Linked DNA regions of Homo sapiens: region 1 is linked to region 2. Evidence: read pairs that join two places in POLR2A ChIA-PET (ENCODE). Cell type or tissue: PC-9. All regions are shown on one strand.

Region 1 (5,000 bases), 430 kb before region 2:
TAAACATACATATGCGTGTGTCTTTCTAGTAGAATGACTTTATCATCCTTTGGGTATATACCCAGTAATGGGATTGCTGGGTCAAATGGTATTTCTGGTTCTAGATGCTTGAGGAATTGCCACACTGTCTTCCATGATGGTTGAACTAATCTACACTCCCACCAACAGTGTAAAAGCATTCCTACTTCTCCACATCCTCTCCAGCATCTGTTGTTTCCTGACTTTTTAAAAATCGCCAGTCTAACTGGTGTGCGATTGTATCTCATTGTGGTTTTGATTTGCGTTTCTCTAACGACCAGTAATGAGCTATTTTTCGTGTTTGGCCTCATAAATGTCTTCTCAGAAGTGTCTGTTCATATCGTTTGCCCACTTCTTCATGGGGTTGGGTTTTTTCTTGTAAATTTAAGTTCCCTGTAGATTCTGGATATTAGTCCTTTGTCAGATGGTAGATTGCAAAAATTTTCTCCCATTCTGTAGTTTGCCTGTTCACTCTGATAGTTTCTTTTGCTGTGCAGAAGCCCTTCTAGTTAAATTAATCCCATTTGTCAATTTTGGCTTTTGTTGCCATTGCTTTTGGTGTTCTTGTCATGAAGTCTTTGCCTATGCTTATGTCCTGAATGGTATTGCCTAGGTTTTCTTCTAAAGTTTTTAATCCATCTTGAGTTAATTTTTGTATGAGGTGTAAGGAAGGAGTACAGTTTCAGTTTTCTGCATATGGCTAGCCAGTTTTCCCAGCACCACTTATTAAATAGGGAATCCTTTCCCCATTGCTTGTTTTTGTCAGGTTTGTTTGAAGGTCAGATGGTTGTAGATGTGTGGTGGTATTTGAGTCCTCTGTTCTGTTACATTGGCCTATACATCTGTTTTGGTACCAGTACCATGCTGTTTTGGTTATTGTAGCTTTGCAGTATAGTTTGAAGTCAGGTAGCATGATGCCTCCAGCTGTGTGTGGTGTGTGGTGTGTGGTGTTTCTTAGGATTGTCGTGGTGATATGGGCTCTTTTTTGGTTCCATATGAAATTTAAAGTTTTTTCTAATTCTGTGAAGAAAGTCAATGGTAGCTTGATGGGAATAGCATTGAATCTATAAATTACTTTGGGCAGTATAGCCATTTTTATGATACTGATTCTTCTTATCCATGAGCATGGAATGTGTTTCCATTTATTTGTACCCTCTCATTTCATTGAGCATTGGTTTGTAGTTCTCCTTGAAGAGGTCCTTCACATCCCTTGTAAGTTGGATTCCTAGGTATTTTATTCTCTTTGTAGCAATTGTGAATGGGAGTTCATTCATGATTTGGCTCTCTGCTTGTCTATTATTGGTGTATAGGAATGCTTGTGATTTTTGCACATTGATTTTGTATCCTGAGACTTTGCTGAAGTTGCTTACCAGCTTAAGGAGTTTTGAGGCTGAGACTATGGGGTTTTCTAAATTCACAATCATGTCATCTGCAAACAGACAATTTGACTTCTTTTCTATTTGAATACCGTTTTTCTTCCTCTTGCCTGATTGCCCTAGCCAGAACTTCCAATACTATGTTGAATAGGAGTGATGAGAGACAGCATCCTTGTCTTGTGCCAGTTTTCAAAGGGGGATGCTTCCAGCTTTTGCTCATTCAGTATTATATTGGCTATGGGTTGTTATAGCTCTTATCTTGAGATATGTTTCATCAATACTTAGTTCGAGAGATTTTAGCATGAAGGATGTTGAATTTTTTCAAGGGCCTTTTCCACATCTATTGAGATAATCATCTGGTTTTTGTCATTGGTTCTGTTTATTTGATGAATTATGTTTATTGATTTGCATAAATCAATGTTGAACCACCCTTGCATCCCAGGGATGAAGCCAACTTGATCGTGGTGGATAAGCTTTTTTGATGTGCTGCTGGATTCAGTTTGCCAATATTTTATTGAGGATTTTTGCATCAATGTTCATCAGGGATACTGGCCCGAAATTTTCTTTTTGTTGTGTTTCTGCCAGGTTTTTGGCATCAGGATGATGCTGTCCTCATAAAATGAGTTAGGGAGGAGTCCTTTTTTTTCTACTTGGAGTAGTTTCAGAAGGAATGGTACCAGCTTCTCTTTGTACCTCTGGAAGAATTCGGCTGTGAATACATCTGGTCCTGGGCTTTTTTTGGTTGGTAGACTATTAATTACTGTCTCAATTTCAGAACTTGTTAATTGGTCTACTCAGGGATTTGACTTCTTGCTGTTTTAGTCTTGGGAGGGTGTAAGTGTCCAGGAATTTATCCATTTCTCTAGATTTTCTAGTTTGCATAGAGGTGTTTATAGTATTCTCTGATGGTAGTTTGTATTCCTGTGGGATCAGTGGTGATATTCCCTTTATCGTGTATTGTCTATTTGATTCTTCTCTTTATTAAAGTCTAGCTAGTGTTCTATTTTGTTAATCTCTTTAGTAAATCAGGAGCTGGTTTTTTTTTTTTTTTTTTTGAAGTGTTTTTAGTGTCTCTACTTCAGTTCTGCTCTGACCTTAGTTATTTCTTGTCTGCTAGCATTTGAGTTTGTTTGCTCTTGCTTCTGAAGTTCTTTTAATTTTGATGTTAGGATCTCAATTTCAGATCTTTCCAGCTTTCTGATGTGGGTATTTAGTGCTATAAATGTCCCTCTTAACACTGCTTTAGCTGTGTCCCACAGATCCTGGTATGTTGTCTTTGTTCTCATTGATTTCAAAAAACTTTATTTCTGCCTTAATTTCATTATTTACCCAGTAGTCATTCAGGAACAGGTTGTTCAATTTCCATGCAGTTGTGTGGTTTTGAGTTTTTTAATCCTGAGTTCTAATTTGATTCCACTGTGGTCTGAGACTTACGATTTCCATTCTTTTGCATTTGCTGAGGAGTGTTTTACTTCCAATTATGTGGTCAATTTTAGAATAAGTGCTGTGTGTTGCTGAGAATCATGTATATTGATTTGTGGCAGAGGATTCTGTAGATGTCTATTAGGTCCACTTGGTCCAAAGCTGAGTTCAGGTCCTGAATATCTTCATTTTCTGTTTCGTTGATCAGTCTAATATTGATAGTGGGGTATTGAAGTCTCCCATTATTGTGTGGGAGTCTAAGTCTCTTTGTAGGTCTCTAAGAACTTGTTTTATGAATCTACGTGCTCTTGAATTGGGTGCATATATATTTAGGAGAGTTAGCTGCTCTTGTTGGACTGATGACATAAATGTAAACTTTATGTAATGCCCTTATCTTTTTTGATCTTTGTTGGTTTAAAGTCTGTTTTATCAGAGACTAGGATTGCAACCCCTGCTTTTTTGTTTTCCATTTGCTTGGTAAATATTCCTCCATCCCTTTCTCTTGAACGAATGTGTGTCTTTGCATATGAACTAGGTCTCCTGAATACAGCACACCGATAGGTCTTGACTATCCAATTTGCCAGTCTGTATCTTTTAATTGGGGCATTTAGCCCATTTAAATTTAAGGTTAATATTGTTCTGTGTGAATTTGATCCTGTTATCATAATGCTAGCTGGTTATTTTGCATGTTAGTTGCAGTTTCTTCATAGTGTCATTGGTCTTTATATTTTGGTGTACTTTTGCAGTGGCTGGTGCTGGTTTTTCCTTTCCATATTTAGTGCTTCCTTCAGGAGCTCTTGTAAGGCAGGCCTGGTGGTGACAAAATCCTTCAGCATTTGCTTGTCTGTAAAGGATTTTATATCTCAGCTTATGAAGCTTAGTTTGGCTGGATATGAAATTCTAGGTCAAATTCTTTTAAGAGTGTTGAATATTGGGCCCCACTCTTCCAGCTTGCAGAGTTTCTGCAGAGAGATCTGCTGTTAGTCTGATCGGCTTCCCTTTGTAGGTAACCTGACCTTTCTCTCTGGCTGCCCTTAATAGTTTTTCCTTCATTTTAACCTTGGAGAGTCTGATGCTTATGTATCTTGAGGTTGTTCTTCTCGAGTATCTTAGTGGTGGCCTCTGTATTTTCTGAATTTCAATGTTGGCCTGTCTTGCTAGGTTGGGGAAATTCTCCTGGATAATATCCTGAAGTGTGTTTCCCAACTTGGTTCCATTCTCCCTGTCACTTTCATGTACCCCAGTCAAACATAGGTTTGGTCTTTTGACATAGTCCCATATTTCTTGGAGGCTTTGTTCATTCCTTTTCATTCTTTTTTCCCTAATCTTGTCTTCACACCTTATTTTTCAGTAAGGTGATCTTCAGTCTCATATCTTTTCTTCTGCTTAATTTGATTTGGCTACTGATGTTTGTGTATGCTTCACAAAGTTCTCATGCTGTTTTTTCAGCTCCCCCAGGTCATTTATGTTCTTCGCTAAACTGGTTCTTCTAGTTAGCAATTCCTGTAACCTTTTATCAAGATTCTTGGCCTCATTGCACTGGGTTAAAACATGCTCCTTTAGCTCAGAAGAGTTTATTACCCACCTTCTGAAGCCTGCTTCTGTCAATTTGTCAATCTCATTCTCAGTCCAGTTTTGTGCCCTTGCTGGAGAGGAGTTGTGATCATTTGGAGAAGAAGCACTCTGGTTTTTGGAATTTTCAACATTTTTGTGCTGACTTTTCCTCATCTTCAAGAATTTATCTACCTTTGATCTTTGAGGCTGATGACTTGGATGGGGTTTTTTGCATGGGGGTCTGTCTTGATGACGTTATTGCTTTCTGTTTATTAGTTTTTCTTCTAACAGGCCCTTCTTCTGCAGGTCTGCTGCAGTTTGCTGGAGGTCCACTCCAGACCCTGTTTGCCTGGGTATTACCAGTAGAGTCTACAGAACAGCAAACATTGCTGTCTGCTCCTTTCTCTGGAAGCTTCATCCCAGAGGGGCACTGGCCTAATGCCAGTCAGAGCTCTCCTGTATGAGGTGTCTGTGTCAACCCTTGTTGGGAGGCCTCTCCTAGTCAGGAGGCATGGGGGTCAGGGACCCACTTGAGAAGGCAGTCTGTCCCTTAACAGATCTGGTGCGCTGTGCTGTGAGAATCCCTTGTCAGAATCAGCTGCTCTCTTCAGAGCTGGCAGGCAGGAAAGA
Region 2 (5,000 bases):
GCCTTGTGAGCCTGTTGATCAGTGACCTTACCCCCAACCCTGTGCTCTCTGAAACATGTGCTGTGTCCACTCAGGGTTAAATGGATTAAGGGCGGTGCAAGATGTGCTTTGTTAAACAGATGCTTGAAGGCAGCATGCTCGTTAAGAGTCATCACCACTCCCTAATCTCAAGTACCCAGGGACACAAACACTGCGGAAGGCCGCAGGGTCCTCTGCCTAGGAAAACCAGAGACCTTTGTTCACTTGTTTATCTGCTGACCCTCCCTCTACTATTGTCCTATGACCCTGCCAAATCCCCCTCTGTGAGAAACACCCAAGAATGATCAATAAAAATAAATAAATAAATAAATAAAAAGAAAAAACAAACAAACAAACAAACAAAAAAATACATTCCTGGCTGGGCGCTGTGGCTCATGCCTGTAATCCCCCAAGAGGGGTAGTACATGCCTATAAATTTCAGCTACTCAGGAGGCTGAGGTTGCAGTGAGCCAAGACTGTATCATTGCACTCCAGCCTGGGCAACAGAGCGAGACTCCGTCTAAAAAAGTATAAAATAAAATAAAACAATAATATTAAAATAAAATAAAATACATTCCTGGCCAGGCACAGTGGCTCACACCTGTAATTCGAGCACTTTGGGAGGCCGAGGCAGGTGAATTGCTTGAGGCCAGGAGTTTGAGACCAGCCTGGCCAACATGGCAAAACCCCATCTCTAATAAAAATACAAAAATTAGCCAGGTGTGTTGGCACACACCTGTGATCCTAGCTACTCAGGAGGCTAAGACATGAGAATCACTTGAACCCAGGACAGAGGTTGCAGTGAGCCAAGATCATGCCGCTGTACTCCAGCCGGGGCAACAGAGTGAGTCTCTGTCTCAAAATACATACATACATACATAAAATAAAATACATTCCCATGAACCAGATCAAACTTTTTTTAAACTTGGAATTCTATCTCCTCTAGGAGTACTCTCAAAAATGCTTTGTGAGTCAGACAGAAATATCCTGTTCTTTTCACTCCTAAAACAGGCTTATCTCTTTGGAAAGGTCAAACATTTTTATTCTTTTGTCTTTGTTTTTATGCATATGACTTCCAGGTTTGCCCAAGACAATATGTCTGCCTTAGGTTATAACTGTTTAGAGAGCTAGACTGTGTCTCTGTGTAACAACAGACTATAAGACTTCAAAGATAAAGATCATCATCTTCTATTCAGTATCCTCAGTCCTGGCACATACTAGATGTTCAATAAATGTTAAATTAAAAAACAAATTTATAATTCTACTTAAATACCCAATACATTATCAGGGAATAAGAACATAATCCAAAATCACCAGACTTTACAGCTGGCAACGACTAGCTAAGTAAGCTGGCTTTCACTTTATAAAGTGAGAAAACAATGGATGTTTTTGAATAGCGGGTTGACGTGTGCAAAGTTTTATCTGAGGAATGGTGGTAATGCACACAAAATGGCTGGGAGCAGAGATCCTAGAAGCAATAAGGTCAGTTTAGAATAACAGCAGCAGAAAAGGAAGGAAGATATTTAAGAAATAATACAAAGGAACAATCAACACAACTTGGTAATTGTACGGACAGTAAAGGAAGGAAAGCATCACAGGTAACTACAAGGTTTCAAACCTAAGAAGGAAATAAACCTAACAGAAACAAGAAAATCCAAGGCAAGACCCTGTTCTGGTACAAAAACCATGGGTTGGTTTTAACGTTCTGGATTTGAACTTAAAGAACTTCTAGGTGATAATATTTAATAGGTGGCTAAAACATAAAATCATTCCAATGCCAAAATATCTCAAGCTGGCAATTAAGTACTCCTTGATATTCTCTACCAACCTGCTTCCAGCCGTAGAAGTGCATACTAGTGAGTTTGCCATAGTTAGGCTCAGCAATGTGGATGTTCAAAGATTGGCTTTGATCAATGAAAGCACCTCTCTCAGCTGCCATCTTGAGAACAGTTTTCTGAGAGATTTCCCACACAGTTTTATAAAGTTGCTTCAGGTCATCAGGAATTTCTGGTATGCTCTAAAGAAGGAAAACCCAATGTTTACTTTACTCCAGTTAAAGAAAGCAGTGTATGATTAATAGAATAGTGACACAAGCTTTGATCTTCATTTTACTTCCTGCCAGATCTGACCTTACCATTCAGTATCATATGATATGATCCTTATCAAGTTTACCAAGACTATTTAGAAAGTTGAACAAAACCCCCATCTAACCAACCAAATATCAATCTGGTGATAGTAATTTCAGCATCCCTTTTTTGTTGGTCATAAACCAATTTTTTAATTTTTTAATTGATTTATGACCCAAACATTCATTCTTCTAGAGGCACTTAAAGAAAGGAAAAGTCAGAGCTAAGCAGCAATAAATGACCCTTGAGTTTTGCAGAAAACACAAAAAATAAGGGCTGTAATTCACAGGGACCAAGGGAAGCAATGAGATAAAACCCTTTAAATAAGCTAGGATTTCAAACTCCCTTTGGAATCCAAAATCAGGTTTTCTTAGGCCTAGGGTTAACTTTCATTAAAACACACAGACTGGCTAATGCTACAGTTTCTGTCATTAAATATGGAACTGTTATAGGACTCTTCATCTGTGTTGCTAAGCAGACCAACATTTAGCCAGACACCTCTATCTGCAAATAAATGCCTCTTGACTCTTAGTTGCAAATATTTACACGATTTGTGACTCTGTCTTTTGGACTATCAGTCGTCAACCATGATTTTTAATTAAGCTTGACTCTCTTAATTTCAGTCTTTCTATCTATGATCCCCCAAATTTTGATATACTTTGGAATCACCAAAAGAATCTTTAAAAATTATTGATGTCTGAGGCCAGGCACGGTGGCTCATGCATGTAATCCTAGCACCCTGGGAGGCCAAGGCAGGCGGATCACCTGAGGTCAGGAGCCTGGCCAATATGGTGAAACCCTGTCTCTACTAAAAATACAAAAAACAGCCGGGCGTGGTGGCAGGCACCTGTAATCCCAGCTACTTGGGAGGCTGAGGCAGGAGAATCGCTTGAACCTAGGAGGCAGAGGTTGCAGTGAGCCATGATTCCACCACTGCACTCCAGCCTGGGCGACAGAGACTTCGTCTCAAAAAAAAAAAAAAAAAAAAAAAATTGATGTCTGGTTCCTGTTCCTAGACATTTAATTGGTAAGGAATGCAACCTAAGCTTCAGGATTTTAAAAGCTCCCCAGTTGATTCTAAGATGCAGAAAAATTGAGAACTACTTTTTTATATTATTGCATAAAAACAAGATGGTAAGGGTTATGTAAAGATGTGTACAATCCTAGCACAACAATGCAGAGGTGAACAGAGCTACACAAGCAAAACCTAGATGAACACAATGAAGTCATTCTCTCCATTGTCTAGCATGAGTGAGGAGGTACCACAATGTCCAACTCAGCCCCTGCAGAGCACACTTCATTTTCATTCTATACCTGAATAGAGCCATTGCATGCAATAATCTGGTTTTTCATCTCTTCATGCCATAGGCCCCGCTCGGTAAGATCTTTCAATAAGTGAGGATTTACAATCTGAATGGAAAAGCAGAAAATGTATGAAGAAATAAATAACAGTGACTGCTTAGAAAAGACTACAGCTTTGAAGCTTAAACTAAAATCACTTAAGAGTTATTTAATGCTAGATTGCTTGGTAAATTCTATCTTTTATAAAGACGAGACATCAATGCCACCACACGAAAGCTATATTCCTTTAAGATCTTGACATCTGTTATTCAAGAAACAATATAATTAGCCAGGCATGGTGGCGCAGCATGCCTGTAATCCCAGCTACTCAGGAGGCTGAGGCATGAGAATTGCTTGAACCCAGGAGGCAGAGGCTGCAGTGAGCCAAGATCATGCCACTGCACTCCAGCCTGGGTGACAAAGTGAGACATTTTCTCAAAAACAGTATCGACAACAAAAACATTGTGGTGTGGTAATCGTTATATAATATATACACATATCTAATCATTACACTGTATACCTTGGTTTTATACACAATTTTTATTGTCAATTATACCTTAATAAAGCTGAAAAAATATTTTCATTAAAAAAGAAACATATGGCGTTTGCAAAAGTGAAAAGAATAGCGCCTAAGATGGGTAAATCTATAAATACTTAGGTTAAAAAAATTGGAAACGTATCCTTCTCGAACTTTACAGAACTTTACTTCAAGATATCTGGAAATTCACAAATAGTCTTTTAAATTGAGGTTCTCAACCCTAGCTACACATAAGAATTACCTGGGAACCTTAAAAACAAAGAAAAAACCACTGGTCTCACCCACCATAAATTCTAATTGGTAACCAAGTCTGAGAACCACTGCCTTAAATGATACTTCTTTATACATTTTGAGTATCCTAACTTAAGCATCTGGGAGAAGTTATAGAATATATCACTATGATTACATAATGGTTAAACATCATGTTTAACTATCAACAACTTACTTTCATACTCGACCCTCATTCACTCATTCTTTCAACAGATTATTTATTAAATGCCTATTGTGCTGAAATATTAATAACAAATAATAATATTAGAGATGAAGATGACTGTCTTTATCAAAGTTTGCACCCAAACTAAGAAAATGGGCAAATTAAACATGAGTGAGCATTTACTCCCAACATCAGGCTTTTGAAAGATCTCCCTGTAAGGCTGGTTGTGAACTGCTCACCTGAAATTCTCCTGACAAGACTCTGCGAGTATAGATGTTGCTGGTGTAAGGTTCAATGGACTCATTATTCCCCAGGATCTGAGCAGTGGAAGCTGTAGGCATCGGGGCAATAAGTAAACTGTTTCTTATACCATACCTAAAGAAAAGGAGATTATCAGGTACTAGTCCCAAAGCTACAATCTGCCAGGAAAGCAGCTACTTTAAGTCACTGTAGTAAATGTAGATAAATGTAGTAAATGTAAATGTAACATCGTACATGCATTGAACTCACACGTTGACTTTCAAATTAAACTCCTACAGGGAGG

What was found. Peaks named below come from ENCODE experiments on the same cell type or tissue, not always from the same donor. Only the 100,000 strongest peaks of a DNase experiment are listed, where the experiment ranks them.
Region 1: POLR2A ChIA-PET joins it to region 2 with 12 read pairs; 1 of 35 experiments calls an interaction of 5 or more read pairs at or near these places.

Annotation. Positions count from the first base shown.
Region 1 is chr11:4,559,980-4,564,979 of GRCh38, reverse strand. No RefSeq gene overlaps it. Among named protein-coding and RNA genes, the nearest start is that of C11orf40, 15 kb to the left of the region's middle. In PC-9, no CTCF peak of the experiment used is centred here; a DNase peak (open chromatin) is centred at 4,299; H3K27ac peaks cover 381 bases.
Region 2 is chr11:4,132,117-4,137,116 of GRCh38, reverse strand. RRM1 (ribonucleotide reductase catalytic subunit M1) reads right to left here. Exons shown (of 19, transcript NM_001033.5): 16 at 4,696-4,831; 17 at 3,459-3,554; 18 at 1,847-2,035. Among named protein-coding and RNA genes, the nearest start is that of RRM1, 40 kb to the right of the region's middle. In PC-9, no CTCF peak of the experiment used is centred here; a DNase peak (open chromatin) is centred at 2,066; H3K27ac peaks cover 1,289 bases.